Linked DNA regions of Homo sapiens: all the other regions are linked to region 2. Evidence: chromatin contacts called from ENCODE Hi-C or POLR2A ChIA-PET data. All regions are on one chromosome and are shown on one strand. Each heading gives the region's core, a stretch centred on a gene start or an enhancer-like site at or near the end of the contact. The rest is flanking DNA. Distances are from core to core; before and after follow the strand shown.

Region 1 (4,239 bases), core at 1,101-3,600, 400 kb before region 2:
AAGCTGTATAATGGGTACAAGGTCATTACATTATTCTGCTTTTGTGTATGGTTTATAATTTCCATGTTATAAAACCATAATACATCAAAAAATAGATTTTCATGTAAACTTATGCCAAGTGAAAAATAAATGGCATGTATCCGCCTCTTCTGTTGCCTCATATCAAAGTCAGGGTCAAACCAGGGAACTTTCCCTTTCTAACCCATTCAATACATGCTCTTACCAGGTCCTTATGTGTACCCACTGGAAGATGCAAATGGGAAGAGCCAGCTTACTTACATAGAATGGTGCTGAAAATAACCCAGGCAAGATATTAGTACGTTTTCAATAGAAATTTTGGAACATTCTTGAGAATTGACCTCAAGACTGAAAAACTTAACTGCATGGAAGATTATTTCTTTGAGAGAATTTTTCTTGTGTTTTTAAGAGTCAGGGTCTTGTTCTGTTGCCCAGGATAGAGTGCAGCGGCCCAATCATGGCTCACTGCAGCCTTGAATTCCTGGGCTCAGGGAGTACCTCTTGCCTCACTCTCCAGAGTAGATGGGACTACAGGCACAAGCCACCATATCTCGTTGTTGTTTTTTTTTACATTTTTGTAGACTGGGTCTTGGTATGTTGCCCTGGCTGGTATTGAACTTCTGGTCTTAAGTAATCTTCCCATCTCAGGCTCCAGAGCAGCTGAGATTACAGTCAAGAGCCACCTTGCCCAGCTCTAGATAAATTTCTGTATAATGTTCCCTGGTACAATAAAAACAAATCCAACTGAGGGTATGTGCATGGGTCTATTATCAGTTTTCTAACTGGTTTGTCTAACGTCTTTACTCTTTTATTCCCTCTAGAAAGACTAAAGGTAACCAATACAATTTATTATACCAAAATGCCTGTGGACTTCTCATGACTGGAGTCAACCTACTTATAAAAGGAAGTAAAACTTAATTGGAATGGAGTTGAAACTAAATGTTAAAGTCATCTTTTCTACTTTGCTTTTGCACTGTCACGATGGAGGGGACTACACTTCTCCAGCTGCAGGTTGAGAATGTAAAGGAACCGGTATCAACACTGTCCTCATGAATACCGTAGCAAATGTACTTTTGATTTTTAAGTGTGGTTAGTCTGACACCCACCTTTGGCTTCCTGGGGAGTAAATTCCACAGGTTGATTCACCATTCTATTACACCTGCTTTTTATTTGCTCTTAAATCAAAGCCTTTAAAATTAAGCCTGGAGCTTCAAATTAACATAAAGAGGAATGGAGTGTAGTCTTTAAAGTTTCTGCAGGAGAAAAATTTTAGACCGGATAGACGCGTGTTCAAGCCTAGGACTGGTACAGCTTGAAACCACTGCCAGTTTGCTGAAAATGATTCCTCAGATGATCAAGGAAAATCCCAAAGCTCCTGATGACACCTCACCTGGTTGAACTCCTCGTCAGCATATATATCAATCAAGTCCACTCCTTCTGACATGGCTCCGGAAGGAAGATCGCGAGTCCGGAGGATGGACAAAGTAAGGAAGATGCCACTGCGGGATTCGGAAAAATGCAAGAATTAGAAGGCACGAGGGTCCTGGGCTGGGAAGAGGGTAATGATTGCTAACCTCCCATCTCCAGAGACGCAGCATCCTGGCGGCCCCAGCTCGGCCCCACCCGCTCCGCCCCGCCCCCGGCCTCGCGCCGCCCACCGCTCTCCCAGGCCGCCGGGGGTCGCTGCCCATCACCCTCGGGCCCGACCCGGGTAGCGCCGCGTCTGCGCCGCAGCTGCCTATGGCGCGACGGAAAAGTCCCACCCTCGGGTCCTAGTGGCCCTAGGACGGCGTTGCGAAGAATGACCGCGGCGAAGCCCGCAGCCCCTATCCGCTGCACCTGCCTAGCCCCCAAGGCGGCTCCGGCCAGAGCCCCCAGGTGTCAAGCAGCTCCAGCCGCCTCTGCCCCCAACCCAGGCCTACTCTTCGCCCCCAGCTAGGCCCGCCCCGCTCCCTCCCGACAAACCCGGCCCGGCGCGCTCTGCCTCCTCCCTCAAAAGGCCCGCGACTCCCTCCGCCCGCAGACTCCGGCCGTCCCATCTCAACCGACCCCCTTCCCGCCTCAGTGCCGGCCCGGACCCCTCTTCCGGCCCAACCTGCCCCCGACCGCGCGCCCCCGTTACCGGGAATATGGCGGCGGCGGCGGCGAGTCCGGACTAGGCCCGAAGCGCGCGAACCGCTCTCCGCCCCAGGTCCCGCCCCCCCCGCCGCCGGCGTCACACGCACCGCCACTTCCGGCATGCGCAGGGACGCACCTTCCGGCTCAGCTCCTCCGTGGCTGCCGTGGTCGGCTGGCCGGGCGGCTAGGAGTTCCCGGAAGTGCCCGCGCAGCCGGTTTCCGGTGCAGGTGGGGAAAATGGCGGTGTCTACAGTGTTCTCGACTTCGTCGCTGGTGAGGAGAGAGAACGTTCTAGCGTCCGGGGCGGGCGGCAGCGGGGATTACCCTTTGTCTTCCTCTGTGGTCTCTATCTTGGGGAGAGTTCGTCTGCCCGATAGCGCAGGGCAAGGGCAGGCCCAGGGAGAGGCCGATCCTGCAACTCAGGAAATAAAGGTCGCTTCCATTCTTTGGTGAGCCTACTGTGTGCCGGTCTGGAAATATCTGCTTAAACGATCAGTCATCGTCCAAGACCCAATTCGCCTCTCACCTACGTCCCAGGCGGGATTAGCCCAACTTCCCTGGGCTCCCCTTCTCCCCGTTCTTTAGTCTTTAATGCTTTTCGTGGTTTCACATAGTATCTTCAGCTTTTTGTTTGTTTATAATTGACATATAATTGTACGTGTTTATGGGGGTACAGTATAATGTTTTAATACATGTGTACATCGAATAATCAAATCAGCGTAGTTAGCATGTCCATCACCTCAAATCTTTATCATTTATTTACGGTAATAACTTTTCAAGATCTTTTTCTAGCATCTTGACATATACAGTACAGTGTTATTAGCTGTAGTCACTCTAATATGTAATAGAACACTGGAACTTATTATTCTTTTTTCCTAGCCTGCTGTTATAAAGTAACTAACTTTGCCTCTATCTTCCCCTCCTACCCCCATCCCTATCTTTATTCTTTTTTTTTTTTCCTGCAGACCCAGGGACTCGATCTTTATTCTTTTTTGATGTAGGCGTTTACACTATAAACTTCCTTCTTAGTACAGCTTTTGTCGCATCTCATAATTTTGTATATGTTGGGTTTTAGTTTGTCTCAGGATATTTCCTTTTTGTTTGTTTTTTGTTGTTTTCCTTTTTTTTTTTTGAGACGGAGTTTTGCTCTTGTCGCCCAGGCTGGAGTGCAATGGCACGAACTTGGCTCACTGCAACCTCCACCTACCGGGTTCAAGCGATTCTTCCGCCTCAGCCTCCCAGGTAGCTGGGATTACAGGCATCGCCATCATGCCTGGCTAATTTTTGTATTTTTGTAGAGATGGGGTTTCACCTTGTTGGCCAGGCAGGTCTCGAACTCCAGACTTAAGGTGATCCGTCCTTCTCGGCCTCCCAAAGTGCTGAGATTACAGGCGTGAGCCACCGCGCCCGGCCTGTTGTTTCCCTTCTTTTTTCTTTTTTTCGTAGAGACAGGTTCTCACTATGTTGCCCAGGCTGGTCTCAAACTCCTGGCCTCAAGTGATCCTCCTGCCTCAGCTTTCCAAAAAGTGCTGGGATTACTGGTGTGATCCACCATTCCCGGCGTGTCTCAAGATATTTTCTAATTTTCCTTTTGATGTCTTCTTTGACTCATTGATTGTTCAAGAGTGTGTTGTTTAATTTCCACATATTTGTGAATTTTCCACCTTTTCTTTTGCCATTGATTTCCAGATTTTAATAAAATGTCTCTTGTGCGGCATATAGTTGAATCTTTTTTTTAATTCATTATATTCAGCCACTTCATGTCTTTTGGTTGGGGAGGTTATGTTATGTTATGTTATTTTCTTGAGACAGAGTCTCGCTCTGTCGCCCAGGTTGGAGTGCAGTGGCATGATCTCGACTCACTGCAAGCTCCACCTCCTGGGTTCACGCCAATCTCCTGGTTTAGGAGTAGCTGGGACTACAGGCGCCCCCCACCACGCCTGGCTAATTTTTTGTATTTTTAGTAGAGACGAGATTTCACCGTGTTAGCCAGGATGGTCTCGATCTCCTGACCTCGTGATCTGCCCGCCTCAGCCTCCCAAAGTGCTGGGATTACAGGCGTGAGCCACCGCGCCAGGCCTGGAGTTTAATCCATTTATACCT
Region 2 (4,392 bases), core at 1,631-4,130:
CCAGCCTGGCCAACATGGTGAAACCCTGTCTCTACTAAAAATATAAAAATTAGCCGGGCATGGTGGCGGGTGCTTGTAATCCCAGCTACTCAGGAGGCTGAGGCAGTAGAACCATTTGAACCCATGAGGTGGAGGTTGCAGTGAGCTGAGATCGCACCACTGCACTCCAGCCTGGGCGACAGAGTGAGACCCTGTCTCAAAAAAAAAAAAAAAAGAAAGAAAAAGCCCTTTGGGAGGCCGAGGCAGGTGGATCACGAGGTCAGGAGATCGAGACCATCCTGGCTAACACGGTGAAACCCCGTCTCTACTAAAAATACAAAAAAATTAGCCGGGTGTGGTGGCAGGCGCCTGTAGTCCCAGCTACTCGGGAGGCTGAGGCAGGAGAATGGCGTGAACCTGGGAGGTGGAGCTTGCAGTGAGTAGAGATCGCACCACTGCACTCTAGCCTGGGCAACAGAGTGAGACTGCATCTCAAAAAAAAATTAGAGGGCAGGGAGGCACATGGCAGTGTCCAGTGTGGGGTCAGCCCCCTAAAGTTCTCTCTTAATTCAGGCCTCCCCTCCCCTCTCCTCGAGCACTGCCCTCATCTTTGAACTCATCACTGTTCCCCAGTTTCTCCCGTACATCCCAGTCCAGCCCCAGCCTCTGGAGTTATCTTTCTACACCATGGATCTGATCACAGTACACCTGCTTTACGGATGTCCAAGCCTCCTCCATGGTAAAGTCCTCCCTTCCTACCCCTTACTGAGGCTGCTGGGGCTTTTCTCAATTTGAGCCCCATCTACCGCCGGCCTCATTGGAGCCATTCTTTGAACTTCATTCATTCATTTGTGTCTTCAACACATGTTTTTATGTTTTTTCAGGACCTACCCTGGCTGGTACTGTGCTGGGAGCCGCTGGGGACCCCAGGCCCTGGCCGGTCCACGCTTCTCAGCCACCCTACACAGGCCACCCATACGTGCTCCCTTTTAGGGCCTGAACCTTCAAAGCCTCTGTGAGATACTCCCTGGTTCTGCCTTTCAGCTATCACTCCCTGCTCCGAGCTCCACACCCTTTACAAATGTTCATTAAAGTTATCTATATGGTATGTTAATCCATTTCTGAGAAAATAATTTTCTTGGTTCCATTTCCGTCAACGTTTGACAGTCCTCAAGGCCACCATACTCTCTGGAGGTCTTGCTTCATCCTCTTATTTTGTACAGAAGGCTTTTGTTTGGGATGTCTGCTCACACTCAAAGACAGAGAGGCCTTACTGTCTTTATGTCTGCAGTCTGTGGAGTGAATGAAGGATGCTCAGGGCTGACACCAGCATGAAATGTGATGGGAGAGGTTGGGGACTGTGTGAATGTGAGGAAAGGGAGCCCATCTGCCCCCCCAAGTACAACCCCACCAGTTGGGCAGAGTGATCCCCCCACCACCCCTGCATTGCTGTGAAATTTAGATTGGGCAGGGCCCGTTTGACCATCTCTCTCAATCTCAGGCTCTCCATTTTCAAGTGAGATGTAATAATATGCGTCCTGTTTACCTCTCAGCCTGTGATGAGAATCTAATGATTAGGGTGTGCTAGCACACAGGCACCTGTAAATCCCATTGAAATCTGAGGGCCCTATAACTCCTCTAGTGATTCCCAAGCCTCGTGCACCCCACCCTCTCTGTTCATCCTTACTTCCCACGTGTCCCGTTAGCCCTCCGGATGCAGTCAGGCCCATTTCCCCCAGGACGCCCGGCACTAAGCCGCCCCATCCAGCTGGGGTCTGAGGGGCCTGTCTCTTGCCCCACGCCTAAAAGACCTAACCCTCCTCCTATCCCTTCGATACGGCAGTCTTTATTTGCTGGAGTCTGCACAACATCACTGCCCAATGATGTGTCTGCTTCCACGATTCCCAAAGAGACTGAGCTTACTGAGACCAGGGCAAGGACCGCGCCAGTTCCTCATCGCCCCCTTCCTCTGCCTTCCCCTCCCTTCCCCCTCACCGCAGCCATGGCGCCCAGACCAAGAAAGCAGAGCAGAGGTTCCGCAATTCTTTTCTAAGATTGTCTGACTAGAGGGTTCAAAGCCCTCTAATCCAAGGCCGGCTTGTGTCTCTAGGGAGGTTGCAGAAAGGCGCCAGAATGTGGATGGCGCGGACAATGTGGGATACTGGAGTCTCGACTGCCGCGCGCCAAGGAAGGGCGTCACCTAGCCAAGCCGGCCCTGGAGTTGAGTGCCCCGCAGCCCGCCGGTCCACCCGCCCGGCCGCTTGCTGGCACCCTGGTGGCCGCGCCGGCTTTGTGTCGGCATCAGGTGCAAACCCCCAGAGCGCCGGGCGTGCGCGCACGCGCCCCGGAGCGCGCGGAGCCCATTCGTTGCCCCCACCGGGATCTCCTCTAGGATCTCCTCCGGCGCCCGGGGCCGGAGAGTGGGGGAGGGAGGAGGTCGGACACGTAGCCTGCCTCGCAGCAGGGCTCGACTCCACGCGGGAGGGCGGGGGAGCCGGGGACCCGCCGCTCCAGCCCGCTGGCCTTCGAAAGATCCTCCTGGGCCAATGGCAGGCGGGGCGACGCGACCGGATTGGTGCAGGCGCTCTGCTGATCGCTGTGGAAACTCGGGCGGCGGGGAACGCGGGAGGATGTGGAACCCGAGGCGGGGGGAGCCGGAGGGGCGGGCAGAGGAGGTGTCGAGGCCCTGAGCTCCCGGGGAGTTTTTACTGGAGGCAAAAGTCCATAGCGGGAGGGCTGAGGGAGGGGCGGAGGAAGGGGACCGCTTGGGGGCACTGGGAAGCCAGGGATCCTCCGCCAGGAAGGCAGGGACACTCCCGAGCGCAGGCGAGAAGGCTGGGGGAGGGGGCGCGGTGGGAGGAGTAGGAGAAGACAAAAGCCGAAAGCGAAGAGGGCCCGGGCTGCACACACCGGCTGGGAGGCAGCCGTCTGTGCAGCGAGCAGCCGGCGCGGGGAGGCCGCAGTGCACGGGGCGTCACAGTCGGCAGGCAGCATGGGGAAGGGAGGGAACCAGGGCGAGGGGGCCGCCGAGCGCGAGGTGTCGGTGCCCACCTTCAGCTGGGAGGAGATTCAGAAGCATAACCTGCGCACCGACAGGTGGCTGGTCATTGACCGCAAGGTTTACAACATCACCAAATGGTCCATCCAGCACCCGGGGGGCCAGCGGGTCATCGGGCACTACGCTGGAGAAGATGCAACGGTAAGGGTCTGGGGGCGCCCCAGCCACCCTTCTCTGCTGCAGGCGGAGTCAGGATCCCTGGCTCCCCGTGGGCCAAACAGACCTCCGGCGCTGAATGGAGCTTGGGACGTCCTGTAGGGAAGGAAAGTGCATCTATTGCACTCGTACCCCCTCCCCAATCCTCCTCCTCCTCTGGGCCGACTGGGGTGGAGACCGGATCTGGGACCCGGGGAGGCGGCGCTGCGGTGAAAGTCCCAGCGGTGGAGAACAGGGCAAGCATCTACCGCGCGCGCCGGGACCCACGCGTCCTCCCCTTCCTCGGGGTTTGTCTGGAGGCAGGGACTCCCCAAGAGGGGCGCTCGGGCCAGACGGCTTTGGCGCCCCCAGCGGGGAAGATGGCCGCCCCTGCGCGCCGCTGAAAGGAGCGGGAGCGCAGGCAGCCAGGTGTGGGACTCCGCGCTTGTCCCGCACTCTCCATCCAGACTGGGTGGCGAGAAGGAAAGCTCGTCCCCGGCCGGAGATCGCTCCTGCTGGGACTCTTGTCTAAGAAGTTCCTCAATGGCCACCTGGGAAAAACCGCCCAGCAGCTCGGGTTCCCACGCTCCAGGGATTATCTAGACTCACCCCAAGCTCGAGCCGGCCTTCTTGGGGACCGGCGTCCGGGATTGGTGGAAGGAGAACGGCCTGGGGTTTGCAAAGCCCAGGTCGAGTGAGGCCTTGAGCCGGTGGATTTAGCAGCACTAGACTGGCTTGGCAACAGGTCCGTCTGCACTCGAGGTTACTCTCGGGCGTTCAACTCAATGGCTCTCTCTTTTTAAATCCTGCCAAGAACACCCTTCCCTCATCTTGCACTCCTAAAGGTTGTGGGCCTCTCTGGAGCCATTGCTGCCCACCTTACCCCCACCAAATGCGTGGCTCAGTGATTACCCCGCACCAGCTACCCGCACCGGGGACCCCAGTCTGAAATCCTGGCATTTATTTAAGGATGCAGCTGGTATCCCATGGATTCGAATGGGCCAGAAGGAAAAGAACAGAGGCAAGGAGGGAAGAAAGGGCGGCTTTTGGTGGTGGTAGTGAATTGGATGCAGAGAAAAAAGGTCTGATGGGATACAGAAATTGGGGAAAGTGAATAGGAGAGAGGCAGAAAGGAGGGATGAACTTGACGTAGATCATTCCACCTGGAGGTCTAGGATGCCCAACTGTTGGTGGGCTTTTGCTCTCTAAGCTGTGTAGGC
Region 3 (4,425 bases), core at 1,803-4,302, 500 kb before region 2:
ACAGCAGGTCCTTGCTCTCCCCCTGGAAACCAATATTATGCTATCAAAAGAGGTTCTTTTTAAAACAGGAACAACCTGTCCAGTCTTTAAGCACACCAAATTCTTTAAGAATTTTCCAAATTCTTCTCTCCCTAAAGAGAAAATACATGGTGAGCTTGTAACCCACACTAGGTACACATACACCCTAAGGGCATGTACAAAAAGCCAGAACTGAAGCTGGTAAACATCTAGTTCTCACTTTCATGATTCTCCATCTCTCTGTTCTACAAACAAAGTCTTCATCTATTTCAATCTCAAGCTAATCTCAATCATCCCATTCAAATTCTGAAAGATGAATGTAATGCCTCCTCCACTCCTCCCCAAGTATTTGAAGAAAGAGGAAAAAAAATGTGGGAATAACAACGGAAGCTAAAATGGATCAACAAAGTCCTACTTATTTAACACAGACTCCAAAAAATTGCTGTTTTGTTCAAAGGGTTATAATTAAAATTTTGAACCCACTGCTTTCTTGCCAGATTCAGTTAAGACAACATAAAGCAATGTGGTGGTGATTTGGATGAAAACATTTGCGCTAAAATAATGAAAATACTGATGGTAATTGTTTTTTTTGTTTGGTGTTTTTTTTTTTGGAGATGGAGTCTCGCTCTGTCACCGGGCAATGGGCGCCATCTCCACTCACTGCAACCTCCGCCTCCTGAGTTCAAGCAATTCTTGTGCCTCAGCCTGCCAAGTAGCTGGGATTACAGGCACGTGCCACCACACCCGGCTAACTTTTGTATTTTTAGTAGAGATGGGGTTTCACCATGTTGGCCAGGCTGGTCTCGAACTCCTGACCTCACGTGATCCACCCACCTCGGCCTCCCAAAGTGCTGGGGTTACAGGCGTGAGCCACCATGCCCGGCCTGGTAATTGTTAACATAACTGTAAATGCTTGCTATATGATAGGCCCTATGTTACTGAATCATTTCATCGTCACAACAACCCAGGGGATTTGATCTGAAAGGTGCCTTAAGTGGCACCTAAAGTCAGAATTAACAAGAAATGAAGCCAGGACTGCCCCACTCTGTAGCCTATCCTCTGAAACAAACTGCTTTAATTTCTCCCTTCTAAAGAAGTCAACTTCATAAATGTTTCCCTAATGAATCTCTCCTTTTACTTCTAGAAAGCTTGGTCAAGAGTACATACTGAAATTTGCTATCCAAAGAGAGAAAAAAGAGAAGAGTTTTTCTCCTAAAGCATATTCCACCCATCCCAAGAATTCGCAAAACAACCTAACACAGCCCAAGCACGGTGGCATGCCTACAATACCCCAGCTACTCTACTCCAGAGGCTAAAGTGGAGGGATTGCTTGAGCTCAGGAGTTCAAGACATCCTGGGCAACACTGTGAGACCCCCGTCTCAAAGAAAATAAATAAACAAACAAAAATAACATAAAACAACCTACGACCAACAGTTCCCCCTCCACTGCTTGTCCCAACTGCAACACTTACCTTGGGCCTGAAAAGCTCCATGACCGCAATCTTCCCATACATGCCCACCTCTTTGACGGGCCGAAGCCCCTCGGCGGTGACCACATAGATCTCTAATCTCGTGTTTTTGGCAATCAACAGGTTTAAGTCTTCGGCCGAAGTAAAGTGTCCTGAAAGAACAGACCCTCTAACTTTTGAACTCAGGGGAAGGGCCTCCCATCCCTTCAAAATAATCCTATCACTTATGTCTAAATACCTCCAGAATTCTCATTTACTTCACATACTTCTCCAACTCCCTCCAGCTACTCCCCTTCTTGCCAAATCCGGCACCTCAAAGAGTCTCAGTTCATGCATTCAACAAAGCTACTTCCCTAATCAGACTAAGAAAACTGGACTGGACCTAAGAGCCGTGTGTCCTCCAAATGACAATGACTGCGTAATCCCTTCTCATGCCTCTTGCCCCTCCAATTTTACTCTATTACAGTTACAGTGGCAGGCTCTAATTGAGAATGCCGGAGAAAGTGTTCACTTCTTCCAGTCTTCATCTAAAGTCTCACAAAACTTTTATCTGACAGACCAAGTCAAATGAAGAAGTCCCAGAGCTTTATATGAAAACACTGTTTTGTCCACACCCCCTGCCCTCCTGGCAGTCTACCAATACCTCCATCCACACTCAGCTACCTCCAACTCTGAACAACAGTTTTGTTTTGGAATCATGATTAGGGTGTATATAAACATGCAAGCTTGGGGTCTGCATATTCAGCTGAGAATGTGGGTTAAGATGACTCTTCCCGGGTTCTGAACATCGGTGTCCTTAACAATCCAAGCGCATCGTCAACAAGGCAAACCCAGCACTGGGCCAGGCAAACCAAACCCTCTTCTCCAGCAGGGCCCTCATGTAAACAACAGCCCCAGGCAAAGGGGTTAGCCTGAAGAGGGCTCCTCTCCCTCTGTGGGATAATGCGGGCATTCCTCACATCCCTCCACCTCCTGGGCCCCCCAGACTTCCCCACAGGAAAATCTTGACCCCAAAGTCGTCATTACCACCTCCCCTTTTCCTGGCCACAGAAAGCCAATCTCCGGGCCCAAACGACACCGCACAACCAACTCACACTCCTCTGTCTCACTGGGCCCGCCCTGTTCTCGAGGCCGAATGACCTCCCCAGGACGAAAGGGGACCCTCGAGAGCGGCTTCCAACCCCCAAAAAGCGCGTACAGGGACGACTCTTTCGAGGTCGCGGTGCTGGGGGAGGTTCCTCGGCCGCCAGCGCCTTCCATTCGCCGGGCCCACTCCTGCCCGGCCGCCCCCGGGGCGGCGGGCCTCCCTAGGCCGCGGCTCCCCCCAACTCCCTCACTCGCCGGGGTCTCCGGCCCCGGCAGCCTCACCGGTCACGCAGCCGTTCACGGCGGTGGGCTTCTGGGCCGTTACCACGTAGTTGTACGACATGTCGAGGCTTGGAGCGGCCCGTCGGGACTCGAGCGCGACACTAGAAAGAGGGACACAAGCGAAAAGACAGGTGGCCCCCAACAGCGCGCAGCGAACTCCACTGCCGCTGCCTCCGCCCCAGAGACACGTTGCAGGCCAGAGCGGCCGGGGCGCGGGGCATCACGGGACGGCCTCACCTGGCCTCTTGGAGGACTCCCGAAGCCCGAGGCCGCCAACCGAAGGAGGCCCCGCCCCCGGAGGCACCGCCTCGCCTCTTTCCGCCAGCGCCCGCAGGACCCGGATGAGAGCGCACGCTTCGGGGTCTCCGGGAAGTCGCGGCGCCTTCGGATGTGGCGGATGCGGCCGTGAGCCGGCGGGGGAGGTGCGCCAGTGTCCTCCGAGCTCGCCCGCAGACTCCCCACCCCGTTCCGCGCCCTTTGCCCTTCCCCGCATCCAGTCCTCCTTCCGTTGCTCCAGGAGCCCTCGGGCTGTTCCTCCTTTGGGAACGGGAAGGACTGCGGAGGCATAGAGAGGGAAGGGAGACCGCGATTCGTGCATATCCCAGACTAGAACCTTGCCTGCTTTCCTTTCACTGTCTCAGTTCCTCCAGATCCAGCTGGTGCCCTCGCCTGACGTTTGAACGACCACCTGCTCACCTCCTCCCTTTTGCGCGTTGATTCTTCAGACTTCAAAGGGCCCACCGGTCTGCTTGCCCAACGTTATTAGTGCCCCTATTGCTCTACAAATTCGAACCTCAAACACAAAACCAGTATTTCTCCGTAGGGAACCTTAATGAGCCAGGAGAGCCGTCAGCCCTGCAGCCTCCAGGGTACCCCACATCAAACAGGCTCCCCGGGAACAAGAGGAATACCACGTGGCTTGGCACACTCGCAGAATGCCAGAGAGGAGCCAACCCCCATTTTACAGATGAGGAAGCTGAGGCTTAGGGAGGAATTGGTTTACCTAAGACCCTCCCCACAACCCCAAGTAGGCTGAGGCAGAGCTATGTTGATTCTTCCTATTGTGCACCCACACAGAGGCCAACACGCTGCTGAACCAGGCTGAACTGAGGAAAAGCTAGAAAGTCATCGTGGTTTACATCTTGCCTTTCCCATAGCAGAGACTCTGCCTGACTTTGGAGGCACTGAATTATCAGTAGTAAAAACACACTCTGTAGAAAAACTAGACATTGGTTTAGATTCTGGCTGTTACCTGTATTACCTTGGACAAGTCCCTAGAGCTCTCTGAGTCTGTTTCCCAGAAGTAAAATGGGTCACAAACCTGGCTAGCTCCCCCCATTCCCTTCCCTTTTGGTGCCAAGGCCAGTGAGGGCAAGCGTGTGACGAGCTTTGTTAACTTTTTCGCTGCATGTGATGCCCGTGTAAAAGATAGTTATTCTGAGGATCACTGTCCTTTAGTGATGAAGTGGGTGCTGTTCCTGGACATAAAGGCAGACCTGTGCTTGACATGGATTGATCTGTCTTCTGGCAGTGAAGTGCAGGCATGAACCTTGGTCAGCCCCACACTCTT

Evidence for each region. A loop is a pair of places that touch in the nucleus more often than their neighbours do. ChIA-PET counts read pairs that join two places held with the same protein, here RNA polymerase II (POLR2A). Pooled maps may share reads with other maps.
Region 1: a pooled map shows a loop between it and region 2 (16-fold over the local background). The contact joins the promoter of SDHAF2 here to the promoter of FADS2 in region 2. A Hi-C loop is called at or near these places in 1 of 37 single-sample maps with no recorded cell type and 6 of 50 pooled maps. POLR2A ChIA-PET finds 5 or more read pairs at or near these places in 2 of 52 experiments (AG04450 and activated naive CD4-positive, alpha-beta T cell).
Region 3: a loop to region 2 is called in a map with no recorded cell type, with 6 times the contacts of the local background. The contact joins the promoter of DDB1 here to the promoter of FADS2 in region 2. A Hi-C loop is called at or near these places in 1 of 37 single-sample maps with no recorded cell type and 5 of 50 pooled maps.

Annotation. Positions count from the first base shown.
Region 1 is chr11:61,427,774-61,432,012 of GRCh38, forward strand. It overlaps SDHAF2 (succinate dehydrogenase complex assembly factor 2), which reads left to right and starts at 2,351. Exons shown (of 4, transcript NM_017841.4): 1 at 2,351-2,409. The coding sequence starts at 2,374. CPSF7 (cleavage and polyadenylation specific factor 7) reads right to left here and starts at 2,202. Exons shown (of 10, transcript NM_001142565.3): 1 at 2,141-2,202; 2 at 1,409-1,517. The coding sequence starts at 1,462. RefSeq lists enhancers at 1,417-2,065, 2,422-2,481 and silencers at 1,572-2,001, 2,112-2,281, 2,140-2,475.
Region 2 is chr11:61,825,420-61,829,811 of GRCh38, forward strand. It overlaps FADS2 (fatty acid desaturase 2), which reads left to right and starts at 2,881. Exons shown (of 12, transcript NM_004265.4): 1 at 2,881-3,178. The coding sequence starts at 2,972. RefSeq lists enhancers at 1,220-1,897, 1,898-2,575 and silencers at 2,167-2,606, 2,727-2,826, 2,847-2,946.
Region 3 is chr11:61,330,053-61,334,477 of GRCh38, forward strand. DDB1 (damage specific DNA binding protein 1) reads right to left here and starts at 3,053. Exons shown (of 27, transcript NM_001923.5): 1 at 2,856-3,053; 2 at 1,491-1,639; 3 at 1-22. The coding sequence starts at 2,916. It overlaps TKFC (triokinase and FMN cyclase), which reads left to right and starts at 3,176. Exons shown (of 18, transcript NM_015533.4): 1 at 3,176-3,277. RefSeq lists enhancers at 2,615-3,137, 3,138-3,660 and a silencer at 3,056-3,315.